3 separate regions of the Homo sapiens genome follow, and regions 2 and 3 are each linked to region 1. The links are chromatin contacts, found by Hi-C or POLR2A ChIA-PET in ENCODE. All regions are on one chromosome and are shown on one strand. The core of a region is the stretch at or near the end of the contact, and the rest is flanking DNA. Distances in the headings are between cores, read along the strand shown. Region 1 overlaps AKAP13 (A-kinase anchoring protein 13). Region 2 has its middle 20 kb from the start of WDR73. Region 3 holds the start of WDR73 (WD repeat domain 73).

Evidence for each region. Hi-C counts contacts between places; a loop is a spot of excess contacts on that map. ChIA-PET counts read pairs that join two places held with the same protein, here RNA polymerase II (POLR2A). Pooled maps may share reads with other maps.
Region 2: a pooled map shows a loop between it and region 1 (5-fold over the local background). The contact joins two enhancer-like sites. A Hi-C loop is called at or near these places in 1 of 37 single-sample maps with no recorded cell type and 6 of 50 pooled maps. POLR2A ChIA-PET finds 5 or more read pairs at or near these places in 3 of 52 experiments (activated B cell, activated naive CD4-positive, alpha-beta T cell and naive thymus-derived CD8-positive, alpha-beta T cell).
Region 3: a loop to region 1 is called in a pooled map, with 6 times the contacts of the local background. The contact joins the promoter of WDR73 here to the enhancer-like site in region 1. A Hi-C loop is called at or near these places in 4 of 50 pooled maps. POLR2A ChIA-PET finds 5 or more read pairs at or near these places in 2 of 52 experiments (activated T-cell and naive thymus-derived CD8-positive, alpha-beta T cell).

Annotation. Positions count from the first base shown.
Region 1 is chr15:85,688,351-85,691,509 of GRCh38, reverse strand. All of the region lies in intron 16 of AKAP13 (A-kinase anchoring protein 13), which reads right to left. Among named protein-coding and RNA genes, the nearest start is that of LINC02883, 69 kb to the left of the region's middle. RefSeq lists an enhancer at 1-10. Within about 2 kb of position 1,594, at least 31 of the 41 ENCODE cell types and tissues checked have a DNase peak (open chromatin) inside an H3K27ac peak, as active enhancers do.
Region 2 is chr15:84,632,620-84,635,778 of GRCh38, reverse strand. It overlaps the pseudogene SCAND2P and the pseudogene EGLN1P1. Among named protein-coding and RNA genes, the nearest start is that of WDR73, 20 kb to the left of the region's middle. RefSeq lists silencers at 1,492-1,571, 2,042-2,391. Within about 2 kb of position 1,643, at least 6 of the 41 ENCODE cell types and tissues checked have a DNase peak (open chromatin) inside an H3K27ac peak, as active enhancers do.
Region 3 is chr15:84,652,562-84,655,720 of GRCh38, reverse strand. WDR73 (WD repeat domain 73) reads left to right here and starts at 1,438. Exons shown (of 8, transcript NM_032856.5): 1 at 1,438-1,487; 2 at 2,022-2,089; 3 at 2,919-3,007. The coding sequence starts at 1,447. NMB (neuromedin B) reads left to right here. Exons shown (of 3, transcript NM_021077.4): 3 at 312-589. The coding sequence ends at 347. RefSeq lists enhancers at 1,452-1,691, 1,118-2,085.

The DNA of each region.
Region 1 (3,159 bases), core at 345-2,844:
AGCTTACACAGTCATGAAGAGGAACGGAAAGGAATTCAAACACTGAAAACTTGAAGAACTACTGATGAGTGGTGGGTCCTTAATGAAATATCTAAAGCAGTCAGGGACATTTCAGGTGGACACCATCCTTAGGAGGCCAGGACCATGGGGATATAACCATGCTCTCCATAAAAGGTCCTTTAGAAGCACTGTTTGGCAGAGTACTTGGCTGGCTTATCAGTATCAATGAAATAATTTCCTTTCAAACCAACTGGACTACAAAGACCTACCATTCACAAGGTAAGAGGTTTTACCTATTGTCAATACCATTGTTATGTCCTAAAAAAATTCCAGGAAAATGGGTGTCCCAAGTCAGTGATCATGACAACTACTAAATGCCTTAACATTTTGAATCAATGTCTTCTACATACATCATTTCGTCTGACTCAATAACTCTGAAGTGGGCAGGGTGAGCATTATGCTTCCCATTTTACAACGTAGAGGATAAAGATAATAAATAACAGCTAAAAATCTGAACAGTTACTACGTGCTAAGCACTGTAGTAAGCAATTTACATGTATTTTCTCACAACAACCCAATGATAATACTAGGTATTATCTCCATTTTACATCTGAAGAGATTGAAGCTTAGAGATGTTTAATAATGCATTTGAGGCCACACGCCAATAACTGCTCAAGCTGAAATTAAGATTCAGATCTGGCTGACTGTAAAGCTCAGCTCTCATACACTGCACTATGCTGCCAGGGACTGGAGAGGTTGGTTGACTTGCAAAAGGTCACACAACAGATGATCAGCACAGTCAAAATGGGAACCCAGGTCTTCTGACTTTCTGTTCAGAACCCAACCACTGTAATGAAATGGTAAATAATTGCTAGATCTATGATTCATGTGAAGTCTTTTGTTAATCAAATACATATAATGAACATCTAAGAGCCAAATTACTACACTTTTGAACTATAAAAAATAATGAGAGAGGAAGGGAGAAAAACTCCTTCACTTTACAAAACAGGAAGCTGTTCTGAGTGAAAATTGGTAATCACTAAAGTACATAAAACTTTAGTAATAATCAACAACTAAATTTGGGTTTTTTCAAATAATTTCTTTCTTTTAACTAAATTTTGCTAAAGGTTTTTCCATGCATAAAATGTTAAATGGAAAAGCATCTGATTTTTTTGCTCAGGAAAGTTAAATTATACTTCAATCGTTTAAAAAATCTTTTTATGGCAACCAGCTTATCCTCTCAAGCCTTGCAATGCTCTTCAAACCTGAATAAATAAGAAATAGCTTCCCTTTGCAACAATCCAAATTAGTTCTTCCCAGGATGGAAACAAAACAAAACAACCAACTCCACTGGCTCTTTCTGTGTTTACTAGAATTTAGTGCTTTAAAGAAGTCAGGCTCTTACCTCCCCATGCTTTGGTCCTATGAATCTCACTGTTATGTGGGGTACTTCATGAAACCGAGCCCATTTTATCGACATGATTCGACCCCCATGCCAGGAAGCGTGCTCTCACAGAAGCGGGGGCGCATGCCGTCAGGGCAGAGCTCAGCAGCTTTGAGCTGCCATTAGTGAAATCGTAAGAGGAAGCCAGAGACTGGCTGAGAAAGGGAAGGAGGGAGGGCTGAGGCTGCTTGTTTCCTTAAGACAGTCTTAACTGTTTGAATGCTGCTGCTAAAGCCAACAACCCTTGTTACAAAGGATACAGGAAATGAAACGAGACCTCACTCCCCCCAAAAACAGTGTGTGTGGACAGTGCTTAAGCAGCAATATAAGAACTCTAGCAAGGTTTGAGGCCAAGTTTTTACACGGGAAGTTAAGGAACACATCTTACCTATTTTAAAATAGACTCCTCATTTTGTAAAATGCAGTGAGTTTCATAAGAAAACTTTTCAGTGAAGTTGCCTGGTGTAAAGTGGTGACTAGTTATTTTCTGAAGTTTGACTTTTCCATGTTTAACAACTGGCAAAATGCTTTAGCTGTGTGCTGGAGAAACAGGCTAACGGTATTTAACAGGGATAGATGCAGGTAACAACTGCACTAGGACACTATCAAAGGTGATTCTTCACTTTTCCAAAAATACCCCTTTATACATGTAATTACAATAAAAAGAACACTCTGGACAACTGTGAAAACATGATATGATCAAACAACTGTCATGTTACAGATCTTTAATCAAAGAAGGAATGAGAATTACATTTAAAATTAAGTCTTTGTAAACACTACTCTAGGAGGCACTTCTGAAAGGCCTATGGGTACAGCTCTTTTTTATACAGACCACAGGACCTAGGAGCTGTAACTGAATGTCCTGTTACAAAGTCATGTAGTATACTTGCAGCTGTGCAGGAATTTAACCTGTGCACTCAAAAATACCTACTTCAAATCAAATAGATTTGTCTAAAACATTTCTAACCACCTCTTGTTTGTCTACAAAGAGGAAAGCTTAGTATTAGGTTGGTGCAAAAGTAACTGTGGTTTAGAAAAAAGAAAACCAGTGTGATAGGATGGTTTGAAGAGGGTCATTCCACACTCCCTTTGTGAACTCGAACACCATGCATATGAGTGTTTAAATACTCTGTAACACGCAAAATTACTTAGCAGGAAACAGCACTATCTCTCAAAGATACTAAGACAAAAGCAGAAACTGCCAGTCTTCCTGCTATACTTCCTGTTTAGCATCCCCTCTCATCTTCCACAAACACATTCAATATATTTATCTAATCTAATCACTTATGCCAGTCGGTGATAATTCTCAAAAGGACATAGGATCAAGGACTCAATTTCTTAAGTTTATATACAAAACCCAGTGATCCAGACAAAATATGTTACCCTCCTAGGAATGTGAACAGTTTACTGCCTACTGGCTTTTGGCTTCTTTGGACATGTTTAAGAACTGTTTATCATCACAATTATACAACTGAATGGAATATATCTAGGTTAATCACTATAACCTATTTTCATAAAGATATATATATCATGCAAAAGGAAAGCAGACATTTTCAAATAATCCTTAGACACTTCTCTAAGAGTTACAGGTGGCATTTTAATATTATATTCGGTAGATGCTTAAATTTTTCCTTTAAAAGATGTAGGTCTAGTTTTATTGTATGGTAGATTAATAAAACAATTGGATCAGACGGTCTCTCACAGCATCTATTTAA
Region 2 (3,159 bases), core at 394-2,893, 1.1 Mb after region 1:
AAGCAAAGGAAAAGACTTAGAAATGGGACATTATTGTCTACATCTAGAGGATACATGTATCTGAAAGCTTAAGAAAGCCCTTATCTTAGGAACTTGAAGCTGAGGATAATCTCAAGTTCACTTAGTGCCAGTCACTTTAGTTTTTAAAAAAATTTAACTTAAACCCCAGCCTAGGCAACATGGTGAAACCCAGTCTCTACTAAAAATACAAAAATTAGCCAGGCATGGTGGTATGTGCCTGTAGTCCCAGCTAGTTGTGAGGCTGAGGCGGGAGGATTGCTTGAACCTGGGAGACAGTGGGGTTGCAGTGAGCTGAGAATGCACCACTGCACTCCAGCCTGGGTAACAGAGCAAGACTCAAAAAAAAAAAAAAAATTAAACTCTTCTTATTGTGTCTTTTTCCTTGTAAGACATTAACTAAAAGTTACTGGTAGTAAATGGTGACTGTTTTACAATTGGGTTTCATTATTGACAATATCAAAAAAAAGCAGCAATCTTTAAGAGTTCAAATTAGTGTAAGATAGGAAGGACTGCAAAACAATCTGATTTTTCAGTTGTAATTAAAGTGCTCCTTTTCTTATTTTAAGTAAAATAAAATTAATCAGTCACTGGCAACAATCATTATTAAGAGGTCTTTTAGGGCAAAATTTAATAGTATGAAGAGGTTTACAAAAATAGATTGACGTTATTTTGAGAAATACTGTAATTTTTTCTCAATTCAGTTTTGATAAATTGTACCTAATCATAGAAAAATTATTCCAATTCAAACTTGACATATATTAAAAAAGTAGAGATGAAATTAACTCAGCTACGTAACAGATCTGGCAAAATATAAGAATGAAAAAAATTCTACACAGGGCACTTATTTCATATCCAGAGGTAAAAACATTTTCTATTAGTAGCTTATCTTCTTCCTGTAAGCAATCACAGATTCTAAGTTGATCATGCGGTACAAAGTCACAGCAGTCAGAATCTTCTGTTTGATGCAACACACAAAGTTGTTTGTTTCCTTACTAAAATGCGAACTGGTTGTCTATTTTTCTTTATCCCATTTATTCGTATTCACAAATTAACAAATAGCGTCAACAATTATTGTAGGTGAAGTGGGGTATTGCTGGATCAAAGGCTCTATAAGACGTCTTTACTGACTGAATCTGAAGGTTTATTGAGTTCAATCCTCACACCTTTTTCACCTGTTAGATATTTTACTTTAGCTCGTGCTCTCTCATCTGCATCAAATACCAAACAGTTATTGCGTACTTTGTAGCATATGCTGGTTGTACTTCATGAGGGTTGCGATGGTCAGACCAGAAAAACAGCAGTCTATCAAATTTGGGTTCAATGTCAGCAAACTAGGCTTTACCTTCTAGAAAAATTCGAAGTATACCTCCACTTACCTTGGCATCCCGTTCTTTAACGTAATGTAATACATTTCACACGTCTTCCGTCTCCATTTGGATTATCAACATGACGTACATAACCCGTTCCATTGACCGGATAACAAGCAGCCATGGCTTTTGTCCGGCCCGGGGACGCGCGAGGCGGGGACGCGGCCGCCGCGGGGTCGGCCGCGGACTTGGCCTTTGCCTTGGCTGCGTCCCCGGAGGCGCTGTCCCGGCGCCTCGCTGCCTTCCTGGCCTCCAGGGCCCGGTCCCTGGACGGCGGCGCTGCAGCGGGCGGCGCGGGGCCGGAGTCCTGGTGAGGGCCCCCTCCGTGGCCGAGGGCGCCCTCGCTGCCCTGGCACACGAGCTTGTGCTTCTTCCAGTCCTGGCGCTGGCGCTCCTTGCAGCAGAAGGAGCTGCGGCTGCAGCGCAGCAGGTTCTCCATCTTCCCGCACAGCTCGCAGTACTGCCGGTCTCGCTCGCTCGAGCTCGGCTCGCCGGGCCCGCAGCTGTCATTGGCCATGGCGACCGCAGCTGAGCAGGAGGGGTGCGGCCGGACGGCCTCGCCCGAGGCTGGGGAGCGGAGAGAGAGATAGGGGCCGTCACTGCGCCATGCACCCGCTACCCTTGACTCAAGGAGGCTGGCACCCAGGGCCCTCGGCCGGGTCGCTTCCGAGTCCTAGGCTCCGGCGCAGCGCAGGCGGCCGCCTCAGCGCCTAATCGCCGCCGTGGGCTGAGAGAACGCGGCCTGTGCGGCGAACGGCAACCCGGGCTCGGGCGCGCGAGCCTGCGGAGCGCAAGACCGGCCCCCTCGGCTGCCGCCACCGCCTCAGCGTCCCGGGCGGCCCGGCCCAGGCTGCGGAGGAGCGCAGGGTAAGCGGGTGCCGCTCGCTCTGCGCATTCTGCACGTACACCACGGTACGGCGGCGACCCGGCCGTGCGGCGCGCGTGGGCCCACACTGCGATTTCTTATCACTCTTGCGGACGGGCTAGAGTTCGTTCTATTTTGGGGCTGTGCTTCAACTGTTCCTCTGGTTCTGCTGTGAACTTCACCATTGCCTGGAACAGACAGATTCTGTCTGTGCTTGCTTCGGATGGATGTTTAGAGAACTCAGTACTGATCCTGAGGGCTCCTTCTTTGAGAGCACATCCTGTCCCTCTTCAAGGACTGGAAGTGGTCAAAATTCTGTAGGGACTAAAACTTAAACATCCCAAACATAAAAAAGCAGAGGAAAGGTTGGGTGCAGTGGCTCACGCCTGTAATCCCAACACTTTGGGAGGCCGAGGTGGGTGGATCACAAGGTCAGGAGTTCGAGGCCAGCCTGGCCAATATGGTGAAACCCAGTCTCTACTAAAAATACAAAAATTAGCCGGGCGTGGTGGTGGGCGCCTGTAGTCCCAGCTACTAGGGAGGCTGAGGCAGGAGACTCGCTTGAACCCGGTTGGCGGAGGTTGCAATGACCCGAGATGGCACCACTGCACTCCAGCCTGGGTGACAGAGCGAGACTCCCTTTCCAAAAAAAAAAAAAAAAAAAAAAAAGCAGAGGAAAAAGCCAGTCTTATGCAAAAGCCTGCAACAGCAGTAAAGACGGCAGACATGTGGAAGGCTTTATGGAGATAAGGCCATGGACCACTGCATCCTGGCCACCCAGCTCTCTGGGGACTGCTCCTACCTGCCTTGCCAAACCCTAGGCAAAAAGACATAGGATAATTCAGGTGTTTTGCAATAGGCTCAATAATGTCGACAAAGACCACCGAAGCCGCTTGCCTCTGGCTG
Region 3 (3,159 bases), core at 189-2,688, 1.0 Mb after region 1:
GTGAGGTCTGGGGCAGAGCTGGGGTGGGGGAGTGAGGACGCTGACACTAGCCCAGCACCAAGCACTGTATTTGGATTTTCTTCCACGATCTTCTTTGACTGTCATGACCACCCTGGGTGGTTGGGGCTGTGTTCTGAGAAAACTACTGCCCCGACCCCTCCAAGGCAATTCAGGGTGCTCTGGGGCCTGCCTCAGCTGACAGCCTGCTGGTGCCCACCTCTGCAGACATCTGGCACTTAGGAATGGCAGGATGCCCCTATCTTTATCAGGAGCCCCTCCCTGGCTCAATTCTTCTGTATGTTTCTCTTCAGTACAGGAGGCTGCTGGTACAAATACTGCAGAAATGACACCAATAATGGGGCAGACACAACAGCGTGGCTTAGATTGTGCCCACCCAGGGAAGGTGCTGAATGGGACCCTGTTGATGGCCCCATCTGGATGTAAATCCTGAGCTCAAATCTCTGTTACTCCATTACTGTGATTTCTGGCTGGGTCACCAGAAATATCGCTGATGCAGACACAGATTATGTTCCTGCTGTATTTCCTGCTTCCCTGTTGAATTGGTGAATAAAACCTTGCTCTTTACATACAATGCCTGGTCCTCTCCTTTCACCCGTCTTTTAGGGGATGGGAGGAAAAGGGGGCTGGAGGGCAGAGTGTTCAGTGAGATGGGGCTGGCTCAAAAAGTCCAGAATACCCCATGCCATGGCACCAGCCTGGCACTGACTCTGGCCTCCTACCCATTCATTCAGCAAGCAAATAACGCCTGTTGCATGCCAGGCTTCGTGCCAGGCGCGGGGTTCTACTCTCATCTCTGCCACCTACTGGCGCAGGCAAGTGTCACTAGTTTCCTCGCTAGTAAAAGGGGGCTGCAGACACTACACTGCCGGGCTTTACTCAATACCCCCGCCGGACTTGGAGGGGAGCGCCGAGTTGGGATCCAGACCCTGCCGGCCGCTTCCTCTCTTCTCTGGCCGTCAGAAGGGTTGCCAGCGTTAGCAAATAAAAATACTGGACACCCAGTTAAATTCGAATTTCAGATAAACAATAATTTTATCTAATAAAATGTACCAAATATTGCATGAACATACTCGTAAGAAAGAAATTATTCACCGTTTTTCTGAAATTCGAATTTAACCGGGCGGTCCTGTATTATTTCTGGCCTTGGAGCATTCATTGCCCCTCTCTTGGGCTGCAAACACCTGGCCCTAAAACGGGCGATCATTTGGTCCTCAGGTCCTGCTTGGAGCTGACAGCGGGAAAGTCCCGATTTCAGGTCACTTTTCCCGGAGCTTTCGCGGAGAAAACCCGTAACCCACCCATGCCGGGCCGCAGCTCAGCCTGTTAACCCCGCCCCTAACGGGAGGCCCTGCCCACATCTCGCGAGAGCCGCGCGGCCCCCGAAGGCTCGCAGGCGGAAGTGAGACGCCGGAAGCGGTCGTTGCCATGGATCCTGGGGACGACTGGCTGGTGGAATCCTTGCGCTTGTAAATCGTACGGGGCTGGGACATGGGAGCTGGGCCTGGAGCTTGCCTGGCGGGCGGATGGGTGTGGGTGGAGGCACGTTGGGGATCCTGGTGCAGAGTGGGCCAGCTGTGGCCTCGGGGCTCGCCACCGTGGAGGACTCCGCCTGGGCCTAGGCCCCCATCTCTAGGAAATGGCTCCTTCCTGCGTGCGCGCGTTGTGAGATTACTAGTAAGAGCCGCGCTTGTGAAGACGCAGTGCCCAGTTAGTTTGCGCCAGCCTCTGAGTTCAGCTCAGAACACAGATGATCTCATTGATTCCTCACGTCAACCTTGGGAAATCTGGGTACCCTGGGACGTCCACACATGAGGACCGAGGCTCAGGGACATCAAGGGACTGGCCTGGTCCCAGAAACAGGGAGTAAAATGGGAAGTAAACTCAGTCCCACGTCTGCCTGACTCCAGAGTTTGGGCCACTGAACCATGCGGCTGCCATCTTGGAGTTCTTTGAGCTGTGAAGTGCTGTGCATCGTGTGATTCTGTGTCCCTTTTGTGCAGGTACCAGGATTTCTATGCATTCGACCTGTCAGGAGCCACTCGAGTCCTTGAATGGATTGATGACAAAGGTGGTATACCTTTCTAGCCCTGAAGGAGAGGGAATCTCACTCCTGAGCTGGGTTTCAGGAGCTAAGCCTAGAGGGACCCAACCCACTCTTCTGGGCACCTGAGAGTCACTTGTAGCAATTTGATGCCCCATCAGCACTAATATTCCTCTTATTAAGATCTCTGACCGGGAGCAGTGGTTCACGCCTGTAATCCCAGCACTTTGGGAGGCCGAGGCAGGCGGATCACCTGAGGTCAGGAGTTCGAGACCAGTCTGGCCAACATGGTGAAACCCCGTCTCTACTGAAAATACAAAAATTAGCCGGACGAGGTGGTGCACACCTGTGTACCAGCAGCTACTGGGGAGGCTGAGGCAGGAGAATCACTTGAACCCAGGAGGTGGAGGTTGCAGTGAGCTGAGATCACGACACTGTATTCCAGCGTGGCTAACAAAAAAAGTCTTCAGGCTGGGCACTTCAGGAGGCTGAGGCAGCGGGCAGATTGCTTGATCCCAGGAATTTGAGACTAACCTAAGCAAGGAAACCCTGTCTCTACAAAAAATACAAAAATTAGCCGAGCATGGTGGCTCACGCCTATAATCCCAGCTACTCTGAAGGCTGTGGTGGGAGGATCACTTGAGCCTGGCAGGTTGAGGCTGCAGTGAGCTGTGATCGGACCACTGCACTCCAGCCTGGCTGACACAGCGAGACCTTGTCTGAAAAAGACACAACCAGGTACTCAATTCCTCCATACAAGGCTGCACAGTGAAGGAATGTATCCTTACTTCGGGGGATTGCATGGTCTGCAATCTTTCTAACAATTTGTGACAGCTACCTCTGCTTCTTTTTCCAGGAGTCTTTGTTGCTGGCTATGAAAGCCTGAAAAAGAATGAAATTCTTCATCTGAAATTACCTCTCAGACTTTCTGTAAAGGAAAACAAGGTAACTTAAAATATAAATGCTGAGTATGTCAACTTTTATTTATTTATTAAACATTTGTGGAGCTCCTGTTATCTACCAGGTATTGTCCTGGATACTAGAAAGAGAGAAAGCGCTAGGCCTGCCCTTCTAGTCTAACAGAGGGAGGCACATAT